Regions from separate parts of the Homo sapiens genome. Here region 1 is linked to region 2. The links are chromatin loops, found by intact Hi-C in ENCODE. Cell type or tissue: GM12878. All regions are shown on one strand.

Region 1 (8,000 bases), 330 kb after region 2:
ATTCTACCCCAAGATACAATTTTCCCATCCTCATAAATTAAAATGCAATTATACATTTTACTACAGATGTTTCATCCTGAAAGATGAAACTGGTACTTTCAAACAGTTCAAGAGTCACAGGAGAGATGTAAAATTGCAAAAGGTCAAGGATTTATTTTAAAATGTTAAAAAAAAATTAAGTATACCTGCTAGGCCATCCAAAAACTGATAAGCAGGGAGAGGAAAAGGACAGAATTGCCAGAAAAATAAGTAAATATGTAACAGCTATTCCCCAAATGAAAACACATTAAAGCTATAATTATATCTCTGGGTATCTGTTGACACAAAAACCCCACTATGCTCTTGAGGCTTACACTATCACTATCAACTACCAAATTGAAATCACAGCTGTAAACATAACTGGGAAACTTTATACTTTTCAAAAATATCCAGTGTGACACAGGGATAACGCATAAGAAGGAAAGCCAACAACATTTGCCAAAAATGTTCCTTCCCTCAATTGTTCAAGTTAAATCAAGACCGTAATTCTTTTTAAGACCACAGCCTCACTTTGTAAAATTCTTCTCAGATATAGATGAGAAAGAAATATCCTGACCTTTAAGAGATTGTCATTTTAACTCATGACACAGCTACCTAGAAGCCTAGAAGGCTACCAGCAAGGTCATATGAATAGATGGATAATGAGCATTCATTCTTTCCTTCATTCATTCAACAAATATTAAGTACCCACAATGGGCCAGGTGCAGTTTCTGAGCCCTGAGGATATATCGGTGAAAAAAAAGTCTCACACTTCAGGGTTAATGAGGGAGAGAGACAATACACCAACAAATAAATATGTATTACCAAGTGGTGGTAAGCAAGGCAGGATAAGAACAACAGGGAAATGGGGTGTATTTGATAATGCAGTCAAGCAAAGCCAGACAACCTAACTTTTGAGCAGAGACCTGAAGTAAGGGAGTCAACTATGTTAATATCCAGGGACCAGAGTTCTAGGCGGAGGGAACAGCAAATGCAAAGGCACTGAGGCTGGAGTATGCTTGACTTTTTTGAGACAGAGTCTCGCTCTGTCTCCCAGGCTGGAGTGCGGTGGTGTGATCTTGGCTCAATGCAACCTCCGCATCCCGGGTTCAAGCAATTCTCCTGCCTCAGCCTCCTGAGTAGCTGGGATTACAGGCACGCACCACCAGGCCTGGCTTTTTTTTTTTTTTTTTTTTTTTTTTTTAGTAGAGACGGGGTGTCACCATGCTGGCCGGGCTGGTCTCGAACTCCTGACCTCGTGATCCGCCCGCCTCGGCCTCCCAAAGTGCTGTGATTACAAGTGTAAGCTTGATGTTTTTAAGAAACAGCAAAGAGATCTGTCTGGCAAGGCTCGAAGTGAGGATGGTTGTTCGGAAGAGGGTTAGCCTGGCAGGCCACAGCAAGGCCTTCAGAGTTTACTTTAAGACAAAAAGCTATTGGAGGGCTCTAAGCAGAGGACTAACATGATCTGAATTTTTTAAAGGATTGCAAAGAGAAACACAAGTTCCTACTCATAAAACAAAGATGTATCTCTCATAATCTAGTTATAAGTCAAAGAAAAAAAGCATAGAATAAAAGTTGTGTAGTATGATAGCATTTTTGTAAGAAAAAACACGTATACATGGGAACAAGGCTAAAAGGCTTAATACCAAATTGTGATTTACTATGGTTTGTGGGATTATGGGGTTTTTTTTGTTTTGTTTTGTTTGCAATGCTTTTCTTTGTTTTTCAAGTTTTCTGCCTTAAACATGAATTACTTTGGTAATTTTTAATGTTATCTTTAAAAAGAAAAAAGCACTCCACCATGAGACTTCCCTTGTCTGAAATCTTACTTCAATATGAAAAAAAAAAAAACAAACTCAAAACCAAAAACCAAAACAACATGGGGAACATTTTTTTCCAAAAATTACCACACTTCCCATGCAATGTTTGCCTGTCATGAACCACTGCACAAATCAAGCCCCGCTCAATGTATCAAGGTCACAAAACCAACTTGGTTAATATGTTGATCATTACATAGTGGCTCTGTCCTCTACAGCAACTTTGATACCATCTTTCCAAGGCAGCAACAGAAGGGCCCTTTTCATTCATTTTCTATGTGTCTTTGATACTATTTTGCGCTTCTGGATTTTTCCACTGTATGTCTCTTAGAAACAAATTAAGCTCGAATAAGTTGTTCCAGCTAATGAAGTGCGCTTTTGGCTCCTTCTCCGTGGTTCAGAATTATCCGGCAAAATACCAATTGTTTTAGGATGCATTTTCTCTTAGTTTTGAAATATTGCAATACTAAGTTACCACAAATAAAGAGCATTGAGATAACAACACACAAGAACGTGTATAAATGGAAACTACTGTAATCCTTTTTTAAATTAAGGACGTGTGGACGCCTCATGAATAAACATTTAGGATATCTGGATAAATATATACTATGTGTTCACATAGATAAAAACAGAAAGGAGCATTCCTTCCTACCTCACTCCCCCACCCCAAGTCACATAAGTTTCTCGCAGGGCACAAGCCCAGGGCAATCACTGCTCAGAAATGTAAACCATGCAACTCAAAATGACTCAAGCCCTCAAACACTCCCCACCTAAGTCCTACATCCCATCCACTCCTCAATCACTTCCAACAGGCTTCCCTGAATGAAAATCCCAAACTGGGAAGGCTTAACAAGCTCCAAACTCCACTCACACGCCACTCAGGGAATCCGAGGACCTGGGGCCCACGTGTAGTGTTTTCGCGTGGGCAGACAAGGGTCCCAAGATTCAGGGTGCTACTGTACCCCGAGTGGTTCGAGTCCTGGCTCTGCCGCCTTCACTGGTCGAGCTGACGCTCTTTACACCGGGGGCATGGGCTGCCACATCCCAGCAGAGTGCAAGGGCCCTCGGGCGTGGACGCAGGCGGCTCTCGGGTGCACACGCGGAACGCACACTCGGGCATGCACTCTCACACGGTCAGGCGGGCCTGCGCGAACGCCCCCGCTTCCCCTCTACCACCCCCTTTTGCGCCTTCTACGATGGTGGCACGCGGGGCTACCCTGACCCCTAGGACCCCTGGACGCCCGCTCCTGGAGCCCGGGGGGTGATGACAGATGGCGGAGGGCGGGGCTCCGGGGGGAAGGGGCGGAGCCTCTCAGCATGGGGGTGCTGGCGGCTGACAGAAAGACCAGGGGCAGCCGGCGGGAGGGGGCTGACTGAGACTGCGGGCCGGCCGCGGGCCAGGCGTGGCGGGAAGGAGCTCGCGCAGACACAGGGTCTGACAGGCAGAGAGAGATACAGACACCGGGGACTGACAGCCGCGGGGGCACGCGGGGCCGGCTGGCCGTGGCGGGCGCTCACCTGGCAGCGGCGGCGGTGGCGGCGCCCGCGACCGGGCCGCTCTTCCCGCGCTGCGGGCCTCCCTCCCCGCGGCCGGGCGGGCGGCCGGCGCAGGCCCCGCAGAGGCGGCGGCGGCGGCGACGCCGGAGCCGCGGACTGCTGAGCGGCGGGGACGCAGCTGCACCAACCGACTCCGGGCCGCTCGGCTGGGCTCGGCCGCTCTCGGAGGCGCTCGGCTCTGCTCGGCCTTGCACGGCTCCCCTCGGCCTTGCTCGACTCGGCTGGGGGCGTGGCCCAGGCCCCCCAGTCCGCCCAGGTCGCCTCTGGCGGCCGCGGGGCGGGGCTTTCGAGCGGGTGCGAGCCCCCTGACGTCGCGGGGAGCGGACCTTGCCCCCGGCGCATGCGCCAGCACTCCTCCTCCCCCCTCCTCCCCGCCCCACCGTGTGGAGGCTGAAGAAGACGGGGAAGGAGGCGCTGGGGGCGGATGCTGCGGTCCCAGAGGTTCCTGGCTTTTGTACTCCATATCCTGCTCTTTCCAGAGGACCACTTAAAGAAGGTCACACCAGGTTACACTTTCAAAAGGATGTGTGTGTAGGCTGGCAGGGGCTCTCGCTCCTGTCTGCCCCCACTCCTCCAATTCCAGTGTTTCCCAACAAGCGTCGACTAGGAGTGGTCTTTTATCCAACCAAGGGTTCACTGCAATTTTTAATATTTTCTGTTTTCTTAAGAATAATAACAAAAAAACTAACTCTTGATCACTGTTTTAACATTGAGTCTTCAAGTACTTGAACTTTCAAACATCAGTCAGCCTCCTCGAGTCCACTAATACCGTCCTTTCTTCATAGCTGTTGTATAACCTGTAATGCCTGGGATGGGGTTGGGTTCTTTCCTGAATTCTCGTCACATGATCCAGGCACCTTTTTAGTTATGGAACCAAGTCTGCAGCAAATATGCTCAGAAAGTGGCTCCCACCTTTAGAATCCAGTGATTAGTAAACAGCAGGAGCTCTACGGTCTTGACACACCTGGATGGGAATCCCAGATCTGCATTAATCTAGCAGGTTAATAATTGTCTGAGTGACTTTGGACGTGTTAATCTCTCAACTGTAAAAGGGCAATGAAACATGAGTAAATCAGTAGAAATATTAAAAGGGTTAAATGACACCACATATAAAGATTTCTGCACAGTGCTTGGTGTTCAATAAGTAAGGCTGCCTTTAACTTCAAGTAACTTTAGAACCTTCAGATCCTGAAAACCAGGGAGCATATACACAAGTGTGAGCGATGTGTCCAAGTAAACAAGTCGATAGTCAAACACCCATACGTGGCACCTTAGCTTGCTCCTTTCACAACCTTCCCTACCTCAGTTCATGTCAACTCCATTCTTCTGATGACTCCAGACAAACCATTGGAGTCATCCTGGACTCCACTCTCCCTATCATATCCCACATGCAACCCATTAGAAAAGCCTGTCAGCTCTACCTTTAAAATACCCCTTTTCCTCTTTCCTGGAATATTGTAGTAGCCTCCTGCCTGTTCTCCACGATTCCACTGTGCTCTCATGGTGCCTTCTCTCAACACAGAAGCCAGAGGGATCCTGTTGAAACCTAAGCTCAAAAGCCCCCAGAAGGTTTCCCATCTCAGAGTAAAAGCCAAAAAAAAAAAAATATGGGGGCAGTGGGGTGGAGAGTGGGACACAGTCTCACTCTGTCTCCCAGGTTAGAGTGCAGTGGCCCCATCACAGCTCACTGCAGCCTCAACCTCCCAAACTCAAGCAATCCTCCCACCTCAGCCTCCCAGGTAGCTAGGACTACAGGTGCACGCCACCATGCCCACCTATTTTTTTCATTTCCAAAATGTGGTTTTTTTCCCAAAGGCTTCCAAGATCCTATGTGTCTGCCCTTCGTCCACTTATACTCTCCACCTCTCTAACTGCACCTCCTTCCACTCGGCCTCCTCATTGCATGCCAGGCACACTAGCCTCCTTCTTGCTCCTGGAATATGGAGGCTCACTTCTACTTCAGAACCTCTGTACTTGGTGTTGCTTCCTCCAGATATCAGAAAGGCGTGTGCTTTCCAAGTTTCTACTCAAAAGTCACCTCCCCAGACTTTCCCAGACCACTCTACTAAAGTATCAAGTCCCAACTCCAATCACTATCCTCTAAGCCTGCTTTACTTTTCTGCCTAGCCCTTCTAACCTGAATATCATCTATAATATCTCTGAAGGTGGGAACTTTGTTTTTCCCATCTTCAACATCTAGAACATGGGTCGACATGTTCAGGTACTCAATAAGTATTTCTGGGATGAATGAGAATGTATATAGGTTATACTGCTCCAATACAACTTCATTTATTCAACAAACTTTTCTGAGCATCTATTTTGATCCAGGCACAGTGGGATCCTGAGAAAAATGAGGTATTCTCCCGACCTTTGAGGAACAGTATTTCAGAGGAAACAGTCATGTAAAAAAAATACTTCTGGCCGGGCACAGTGGCTCACGCCTGTAATCCCAGCACTTTGGGAGGCTTAGGTGGATGAATCATCTGAGGTCAGGAGTTCGAGACCAGCCTGACCAACATGGTGAAACCCCATCTCTACTCAAAATACAAAAATTAGCCAGGCATAGTGAGGCGCACCTGTAATCCCAGCTACTTGGGAGGCTGAGGCAGGAGAATCACTTGAACCCGGGAAGCACAGGTTGCAGTGAGCGAGTTTGCAGCATTACACTCCAGCCTGGGCAACAAGAGCGAAACTCTGTCTCAAAAACAAACAAACAAAAAACTTCTGGGAGAAAATATGTAACAAAGATGGATGTGCCAACTGCTTTGGGAAGCACAGAGAATAGCATAATTAACAATATACAGGAGAGTGTGGGTAGGCTTCCCAGAAAAGGTGACTTTGGGGCCACATCTAAAGAGTTGTTGAGACAGAGATTCCAGGCAGAAGAAACAGCCATTTAATACCAGTGTTGGGGGGTATGTCACAAATGATATTTACACACAGAGGCATATTACTTTCCTTTAAAAAAAATTAAGCAGATTTCAGGTAATCCCTATAATAATGTCATTTGCACTCACATTCTAATGAGCTTTCTCAAGCAGTAAGGAAACTGCTAGTATAGTTAATGCAATAGTTACCACCTGACCTCTGTTTTATTGGAATGGGCTACACCTGTGAACTTTTTGTGCCAGGGTCCAGAGGCAAAGAACTATCTGAAGTTTGCTGGCTGCAAGGACCAGAAACCCATCAGACCAATTCAAGGAAAATAAAAGGGGACTTTATCTTTAGGCTTTGGGTGGGATGGATCTCACAGAGGCCAAGGGAAATAATTAGCTGGGATTTTGGATGGGCTGGAAGCAGAGTAAGGGGAGCCAGTATGACTCCAGCAAACTTGTTTTCTCTGCCTCCAGGTATTAATAATACAATGGGAAATGTGTCTACCAACCTCTCCCAAGTATGAGATACAATTCCAACTACCCAGAGACTAAAACTCCCTAATCATTCTAATCACAAAATCATGTAGAAAAGGCTCTAACTGACCCAACTTGTGGTAGGTACTCTCCTCCAGAACAGTCATGCCAGCTTACAGGCATGAAGTTCACCAGGAAGCCACCTCTGTGAATCAAGAAATGGCCAATTACCAGGAAAAGGGAAATTGTTTCTAGCTGAGGCGGTATCTTGAAAGAAGTCCCTCACAGAACTGCTGGTTCCACATAGTGGCAAAACCCCTGGGAAACATTTGGTAGTGACACAGGAAACAATTGTTGAGTTCTTGATTTCTGCATAGTAGGGAGGCCTTTTTTAAGTGGCAATAAAAAAAAAAGTTGTTTTTTTTTTGTTGTTTTGTTTTGAGACTGTGTCTTGCTCTGTCACCCAGGCTGGAGTGCAATGACATGGTCTTGGCTCACTGCAACCTCTGCCTCCCAGGTTCAAGTGATTCTCCTGCCTCAACATCTCAAGTAGCTGGGATTACAGGCGTGCACCACCACGCCTGGCTAACTTTTGTATTTTTAGTAGAGATGGGGTTTTGCCATGTTGGCCAGGCTGGTCTCGAACTCCTGACCTCAGGCAATCCACCAGCCTTGGCCTCCCAAAGTGCTGGGATTACAGGCATGAGCCACCATGCCTGGCCTGAAAGCTGTTTTTTTCCCAGCAAAAAAGGGGACAAAAACTGGGATGCTCTCCATAAGACCTCTGTAGGCACATGATAGGATTGTACTTCCTTACAATAGCTTGGATTTGTGAATAGCCATGTGACTTTCTTTGGTCAATAAAATGTGAGTAGAAGTACAGTCACACATTGCTTAATGACAGGGATATGTTCTGAGAAATGTGTGATTAGGTTATTGCTTCATTGTGCAAACATCATGCAGTGTACTTACACAACTTAGACGGTAAAGCCTACCATACTGAGGCTATATGGTATAACCTATTGCTCCTCGGTTACAAACCTGTACAGCATGTTACAGTACTGAATATTGTAGGCAGTTATAACACGGTGGTATACATCTGTGTATCTAAACATATCTAAACATAGAAAAGGTACAGTAAAAGTAGGGTATAAAATATTTTAAAATGGTACACTTGTACAGGGCACTTATGAATGGAGCTTGCAGGACTGGAAGTTGCTCTGGGTGAGTCAGTGAGGGAGTTGTGAGGGAATGT
Region 2 (8,000 bases):
GATTTGTGGCCCATGGTTTCCAACTACCTAGGAGTCTATAAACTGCATTGCTTGCACTAACCTCTCCCTTGATTGCTCTTAGCTTTCTTCTCCCATTTCCCCTTTGTCCCTGTTTCTTCATCCCCCTATTTTTTACTTTTTACTCTTGAAATTGTTAGTCCTTGAGATGAAATAGAAATGAGGGTGACAAGATTGCCTTTGAGAGTTAAATGCAGTTAAATGTTGTTAAATGCTGGGATCAGCCAAGCCTGTCCAGAGCAAAGAAGTGAAAAGTCTCCAGGTGGAGACAGAACAGCTTTCAGGTACCAATGTTTGATTGTAACCTGGGTTTGATGTGGTCCCTAGCAGGGTCTCCATTCCCCAGTCTGTCTTCCTCTACACACTCCTGCCTAGTGATTAATAGACCAGGTTCTGATCTTGGTATTTGACCACTTCCTCCTTCAGACTATGAAGGTTGACCACTTCCAAGGTATGTGTTTCCTGTAAGCAGAGACAAAAATCAGCCTGTCATTTAAATAAGAGAAAATGTATGACTTTTAGCTAAAATAATTGTTTTGGCCAGGTGCGGTGGCTCACACCTGTAATCCCAGCACTTCAGGAGGCTGAGGCAGGTGGATTACAAGGTCAAGAGTTCGAAACCAGCCTGGCCAACATGGTGAAACCCCGTCTCTACTAAAAATACAAAAATTAGCCAGGCATGGTGGCAGGCGCCTGTAATCCCAGCTACTTGTGAGGCTGAGGCAGGAGAATTGCTTGAAATCGGAAGGTGGAGGTTGCAGTGAGCCGAGATCAGACCACTGCACTCCAGCCTCGGCAACAAGGGTGAAACTCTGTCTCAGAAAAAAAAAGAATTGTTTTACAAGTATGATACTTGATTGGTTGCCAGTTGTGGAGGCTTCTGCACACTGGCAGCTGGAGAGTCTCCTGGTCATTTCTGCCTCATCCATCCTGCATGGTCTCCATGCCTCGGAGCCCAGACACAGTGCCAACAAGTCAGGTAAAGTGGGAATTGGGACTCTGATGTGGAAGGTGGATCTGGAACCCCGGGAACTCCAGTGTTTCTTTGCTTGGAACCATTTTATACTTTCTGCAGATCTAGAAGGCAGCTCCCCAAAATGGTCCCTGGGCCATTGCTTCTTTGGGCCAAATAAACAAACACTGTGCTCAGCAAGATCAAGACAAAATTCAGCAACTAGTTTCCTAAAGCTGTGTCTTATAACTCTCTTCAATTAATACTCTGTGTGTGTGTGTGTGTGTGTGTGTGTGTGTGAATATAATATAAATGTATGTGTAGGTATATACACACTTCTAGGCACAGAAATGCCTACCTATGTTCACCAATGGACATATGCTACAAGAGTAGTACACTAGTATACTCTTGTATATTACTCATGTATATATATATATATATATATATATATACACATAGATATAAAACAAATAATGCTAAATCCCAATTTAGCAAAAAAATTACTTCCTATTGAATCTTCCAAGCTTAAGTGCAACAAAATGTCTGATCAGATAAGAGTTTTTGGCTGGGCACAGTGGCTCATGCCTGAAATCTCAGCACTTGGGAAGGCTAAGGTGGGTGGATCGCTTGAGGTCAGGAGTTCAAGACCAGCCTGGCCAACATAGTGAAACCCCATCTCTACTAAAAATACAAAAATCAGCCAGGCGTGGTGGCATATGCCTGTAATCCCAGCTACTCGGGAGGCTGAGGATGGAGAATCACTTGAGCCCATGAGGCAGAGGCTGCAGTGAGCTGAGACTGCCATTGAGCTCCAGCCTAGGCGACAGAGTGAGACCCTGTCTCCAACAAAAAAAAAAAAAAAAAAAAAGAGTTACTAAGAATAAGCAGTTAAGTGATAGAAGGAGTCCCTTATGAGTTTATGAATTTGAGAGATTTACAAATTTTTGCTTAAATGACTAAAATCTTTTATTTGGGTTTTAGAAATGTTGAGCTGGATCCCTTTTCAGTGTCAATTATAAGATAGCAGGGCCAGTTCCATTAAAATCCCTTCCATTTATTAATAATAAAATCAATACATCTGCACATAAGCTCATCTGCATTGCAGGCCCATCCAAGAGTGATATCATCAGTACACATCATCCAGAAAGTCTACAGTAGAAAAGACAAAAAGTCTAGAATGAATACTGTAATGGTATGGAACAACTGGAATTGGCATACCCTGAGTGGGGCATGTAAATCGGTATAACTACTTCGGAAAACTATTTATTAGCAACTAATGAAGCTAAATCAATACAAAACCCATAACCCAGCAATTCCACTTCTAGGTACAGAGATGCCTAAGCTCTGTTCACCAAATGACATATGCTACAAAATCCATGGCAGCACTACTTACAATAACCTTCAAATGGAAGTACCCAAATGCTCATTGACAATAGAATAGATAACTAAGTTGCAGTATAAATTCACACAGTAAAATACAGCTATCCCTCAATATCCATGGGGGATTGATTCCGGGACTCCCACAGATACAAAAATTCAGGAATTCTCAAGTTTTTTACATAAAATGGTGTTGTATTTGAATATAACCTATGCACATCCTCCCATAAACTTTAAATCATCTCTAGATTGCTTATAATACCTAATACAATGTAAATGCTATGTAAATAGTTGTTATACTGTGTTTTAAGAAAATAATGGGCCGGGTGCAGTGGCTCATGCCGGGTGCAGTGGCTCATGCCAGCACTTTCGGAGGCCGAGGCGGACGGATCACGAGGTCAGGAGATCGAGACCATCCTGGCTAACACAGTGAAACCCTGTCTCTACTAAAAATAGAAAAAATTAGCTGGGCGTGGTGGCGGGCTCCTGTAATCCCAGCTACTCGGGAGGCTGAGGCAGGAGAATGGCGAACCCGGGAGGCAGAGCTTGCAGTGAGCCGAGATGCACCACTGCACTCCAGCCTGGGTGACAGAACAGGACTCTGTCTCAAAAAAAAAAAAAAAAAAAGAAGAAAGAAAGAAAGAAAAGAAAAGAATGACAAGGGCTGGGGGTGGTGGATTATGCCTGTAATCCCAGCAACTTTGGGAGGCCAAGGCAGGCAGGTCACCTGAGGTCAGGAGTTCAAGACCAGCCTGGCCAACATGGTGAAACCCTGTCTATACTAAAAATACAAAAATTAGCCAGGCATGGTGGCAGATGCCTGTAATCCCAGCTCACTGGGAGGCTGAGGCAGAAGAATCACCCAAACCTGGGAGGTGGATGTTGCAGTGACCCAAGATTGCACTACTGCACTCTAGCCTGGGTGAAAGAGTAAGACTCCGTCTCAAAAAAAAAAAAAAGAATGACAAGAAAAAAGTCTACATGTTCAGTATAGATGCAACTTTTTTAAAAATGTTTTTAATCTGTGGCTGGTTGAATCCATGGATGCAGAATCCATGGATACGGGGGGCTGACTGTGCACACCAAGTATAACCAATCAACAAGGACGCATATCAATGTGGATGAATTTCACCAACATGACATTGGGCAGAAGAAGCCAGACACCGAAAAGAATATACACAGCGTGGCCAACATGATGGAAACCCTGTCTCCACTAAAAATACAAAAAATTAGCTGGGCGTGGTGGCGCACACATGTAGTCCCAGCTACTCAGGCACGAGAATCACTTGAACCTGGGAGGCAGAGGTTGCAGTGAGCCAAGATCATACCACTGCACTCCAGCCTAGGTGACAGAATGAGACCCTGTCTCAAAAAAAAGAAAAGAATATACAGTATGATTTCAAATATATAGAAGTTGTTACCCTTGGGGAGGTAGCGAGTAGAAGGAAGTATGAAGATGAAGGTGTCTGGGATTGCCAGCAATGAGCATTGGTTGCATGGATATGTTTAGAATGGAAAATTCTGAATATATGTGAACCTTCCAAAAAAAAGTTTTTAAAGTTGTATCAGTTCATTACAGTACAAATGTAAAATTAGGGGAATTGTTTAGGAGTACCCCTCTTAGACCCCTAATTAGGAGTTGGAGGTCTCAGTCTGTGACCAGGATTAGAGTTCGTTCTATGGCTGGAATCTGGGCTCAGCCAGGATAAGGTTCTGTGTGGATCCAGTACTAATCATCGCTGCATCAGGGCTCTGCCTGGCAGGAGGGCTCGGGAGCCTTTGCTCTGTGTCCACAGCTCGACTGCTGCCGTTCCAGGATCTGACCACTTGATGTCTCCACTTCACAAATTGCCAAGTGAGGAAAGAGCTGGATAGAGCTGCCTAGACACGTACCGGCCCTGAGCTGGGATAGGTTGGAGGCCATAGCTCAGGGAAAGACTTGGAAACTGCAGAGAATGAATCCAAGTGGCAGCAAAGCTGGCTGGGCTGGGGCTGGGGTCCAGGCCCCATGCAACAAGGGCAGCCATGGGGACCACAGAGGCAAGTCCAGCTCAGAAGCCCCCAGCTTTGCGCCTATCTCAGCAGCACTGGTCGGTCATTCATTCAGTGCTTCATGAGCTCCCGCTCTGAGGAGGAATCAATGGAATCAATGGAAGGAATCACTGAGGAATCAATGGAAGGCAAATAGGGCACAGTCCCTGGCTTAATGGAGCTCACAGTCAGGCATACACCTCCTTTCTCCTTTCCATCTTGTCCCTGCCTAGCACGCCCAGCTCCCTCCAACCCAAAAGAACCTCCAATATTAGAATCTGCCCCCCACCAACTCCTCAACCAGGATCCCATTTTTCTTCTTTGTTGTCTGTCTCCCCGACTAGGGCAGATGTCTAAGGAGCAGGGCTTTCATCTGCCTTGTAGACCCTGGTGATCTCAGGGTCAGGCCCAGATGACCAACAAATATTCATTGAATGAAACTTGGATAGCAGTGAGGTGTTCACATCATCTCTACAGAAACAAACAGAACAGAGCAGGGAAACTTCCTCTGGGTCTGTGGCACCCAGCTCCCCAGACCTTGCAATTCTGGAGGAAGCCTCAGACAAGGCTTTTTGTGGGGTGGGTGTGGGAACCTGAGTAGGACTGAGAGCTGGAGGTTTCAGGGCTGGGAGGGCTGCATGACAGAAGGTGCTATTAGCCCAGCTCATGAACACTGAGCAGTTCCACTTCCCCCTTTTCAAAGTAAGCATGGTGGGGGAGGGAAGAGACAGGCCTTGTATCACCCCTTGATAGGCCCAGGGACCTAGCTATTAAAAACAGGAAATATGAGCCAGCAGAGAGTAAGGAGGAACTAACTGGGGGTGCCCTGTCTGCCTCCAACTACAGGGAGCCTGCCAGCTACCTTAATTCAGTCTAGGCAGATGACAGAGAACGAATAGACCAGCTTGACTGAAGCCTCCTGAGAGCCTGGGAAGGAGACCCAGGACATGAGTCTGGGCATGACTTTGGAGGAGCAGGTTGTAAGAAAGGGGATAAAGAGCTAGAGCTGCAGGCAGCTACTCCCTAGAGGAAGGAGGAAGGAGCAGAAGCCTGAGACACAGACTTGGATGGCCGTGTGGATGTGAGCAGCTGTCCAGGACCTTCAGAGGACCAGTTTGAGCCCATTTATTGGGAACCAAAAATGAGGATATCAGGATGGACCTCCAGCACCAGGGTTTACACTCTGCCACCCACTATGCACGGCCAATCAACATTCCCAGCACTGTCCAATAGAACAGTGCAATGCTGAAAATTTCTATAGCTAGGTTTTCCAATTTGGTAGTCATCGGACTCATGTAGCTAGTGGCTACCATATTGGACATCAGAGCTCTAGCCCCATGTGTAAGGTGAACAAAGAGCTGCCTTCCAATATTTCTTTTATTCCCTCCCACTCCTTCCATTCTTTCACACCCTCCTCTTGTGCCTCAGGCTATCAGTCAATAATTATATTGTAACGAGTTGAATTTCATAGGCCATAAGCTCATGTAAAATGAATATATAAAGTAACTTATTTTTGTATAACTGAATTTCATTTCTATCCCAAGTGCCCATCCAACCTAATGGCAGAGATTTACTGTAAATAAGTTCAGGTTAAATGTGGTCAAGTGACTGCTTCCTCCCTCTCTTCCTCCAGAGTGCATCTAAGTCTCTAGACAGGTCAGAGTGTGTAGCCAGCACTCAAGCATTGGGAAGAGGGGCATTTGGAGCCTTAGGGCCCACTGTCTATGCTAGGATTAAACTATCAGTCCTTGTCCTATTCATTTAATCTTCAAACTTCATTTCTGGGTTCTTCGATTCTTCCCTTTCCTGCAGGGGCAGTAGGAAGAGCTCCAGAATCCCTTCTTAAAAACTTATAGCAGCATCTAACTCTACTGTTCCACCTGTCCACATATTCCCATACTTTCTATCCCTTTGCTAATAAAAATAAAAGCAGCTAACATTTATTGAACATTTTCCATGTACCAGGAAAATTCTAAGCACTTTATTTATTTATTTATTTATTTATTTATTTATTTATTTACTGAGATGGAGTCTCACTCTGTTGCACAGGCTGGAGAGCAGTGGCACCATCTCAGCTCACTGCAACCTCCACCTCCTGGCTTCAAGTGATTCTCCTGCCTCAGCCTTCCAAGTAGCTGGGATTATAGGCACCCACCACTATGCCTGGCTAATTTTTCTTTTCTTTTTTTTTTCTTTTTTTTTTGGAGACAGGGTCTCCCTCTGTCGCCCAGGCTGGAGTGCGGTGGTGTGATCTTGGCTCACTGCAACCTCCGCCTTCTGGGTTCAAGCAATTCTCCTGCCTCAGCCTCCCAAGTAGCTAGGACTACAGGTGCCCGCCACCATGTCCAGCTAATTTTTTGTATTTTTTTTAGCAGAGACAAGGTTTCACCCTGTTGCCCAAGGTGGTCTTGAACTCCCAAGCTCAGACAATCTGCCTACCTCAGCCTCCCAAAGTGCTGGGATTACAGGCATGCGCCACCATGCCTGGCCCTAATTTTTACATTTTTAATAGAGACAGGGGTCTCACTATGTTGGCCAGGCTGGTCTCGAACTCCTGACATCAAGTGATCCGCCCACCTTGGCCTCCCAAAGTGCTGGGATTACAGGCATGAGCCACCATGCCCAGTCTATTCTAAACACTTTAAAACAACTAGCCCATATAGTCTTCCCAACAACTCCCTGAGGTAAATACTGTTATTATCCCCATTTTGCAGATCAGAAACTGAGGCACAGAGAGGTAGTGTGAAAAAAGCTCACACAGATAGTATTCTTATTGAGGCTGTGGATGTGTTAACTAGCTTGACTTAATTCTTCCACATTGTATTCATACATTATAACATCACTTTGTACCTCACAAATTTATACAGCTATAAATTGTCAATTTACAGTGAAAAGAGTTTTGATAGATTTTGCTATTTAAAAAATAACTAATAAAAAAGAAAGCATTCTTGGGCTAGGATCTCAAAAGCCAGTATTACAGATGCATTTACTTAGCAATACAACTTCCATGAGTCAATCCCAAAAATACTCTGGCAAATGTCTGACACAAGCCTCTTTGTTACAGCACTCATTGTAATAACAAGGGGCTAGAAACTACCCAAACATCCATCAACAGGGGATTATGTGAATAAATTATGATATATTTACACAGTGGAATACTATGAAGCCATAAAATGGAATGAGAGCTATCTTTGTATACTGTAGTAGAGTGATCTTCAGAATATATTGCTAGGCTGGGCATGGTGGCTCATGCCTATAATCCCAGCACTTCAGAAGCCTGAGACAGGAGGATCACTTGAACCCAGGGGTTCAAAACCAACCTGGCCAACCTAGTGAAACCTTGTCTCTGCAAAAAAAAAAAAATTGAAGGAAAATTAGCCAGGCGTGGTAGTGCACGCCTGTGGCCCCAGCTGTTCAAACGGTTGAGGTGGCCAGATTGCTTGAGCCCAGGGGATTGAGGCTGCAGTGAGCCATGTTCACAACACTGCACACCCGTCTGCGCAACAGGGCAAGACCCTGTCTCAATAAATAAATAATAAATAAAATATAAAATGTATATACATATATTATATATATATAGTTAAGTAAAAGAAGAAAAGTGTATGGCTGCTAGCATTTATGT

What was found. Hi-C counts contacts between places; a loop is a spot of excess contacts. Peaks named below come from ENCODE experiments on the same cell type or tissue, not always from the same donor. Only the 100,000 strongest peaks of a DNase experiment are listed, where the experiment ranks them.
Region 1: a loop joins it to region 2, with 2.9 times the contacts of the local background. A loop is called at or near these places in 2 of 110 quality-filtered maps.

What each region holds. Positions count from the first base shown.
Region 1 is chr20:41,314,153-41,322,152 of GRCh38, forward strand. ZHX3 (zinc fingers and homeoboxes 3) reads right to left here and starts at 3,579. Exons shown (of 4, transcript NM_001384317.1): 1 at 3,357-3,579. RefSeq lists silencers at 3,099-3,388, 3,399-3,848 and an enhancer at 3,959-4,008. In GM12878, no CTCF peak of the experiment used is centred here; a DNase peak (open chromatin) is centred at 3,679; H3K4me3 peaks cover 2,065 bases; H3K27ac peaks cover 847 bases.
Region 2 is chr20:40,986,535-40,994,534 of GRCh38, forward strand. All of the region lies in intron 1 of LOC100128988 (a long non-coding RNA gene), which reads left to right. Among named protein-coding and RNA genes, the nearest start is that of TOP1, 38 kb to the right of the region's middle. RefSeq lists enhancers at 4,231-4,320, 4,381-4,540, 4,561-4,610. In GM12878, a CTCF peak has its summit at 4,181; DNase peaks (open chromatin) are centred at 409, 4,186 and 5,067; H3K4me3 peaks cover 1,203 bases; H3K27ac peaks cover 2,500 bases.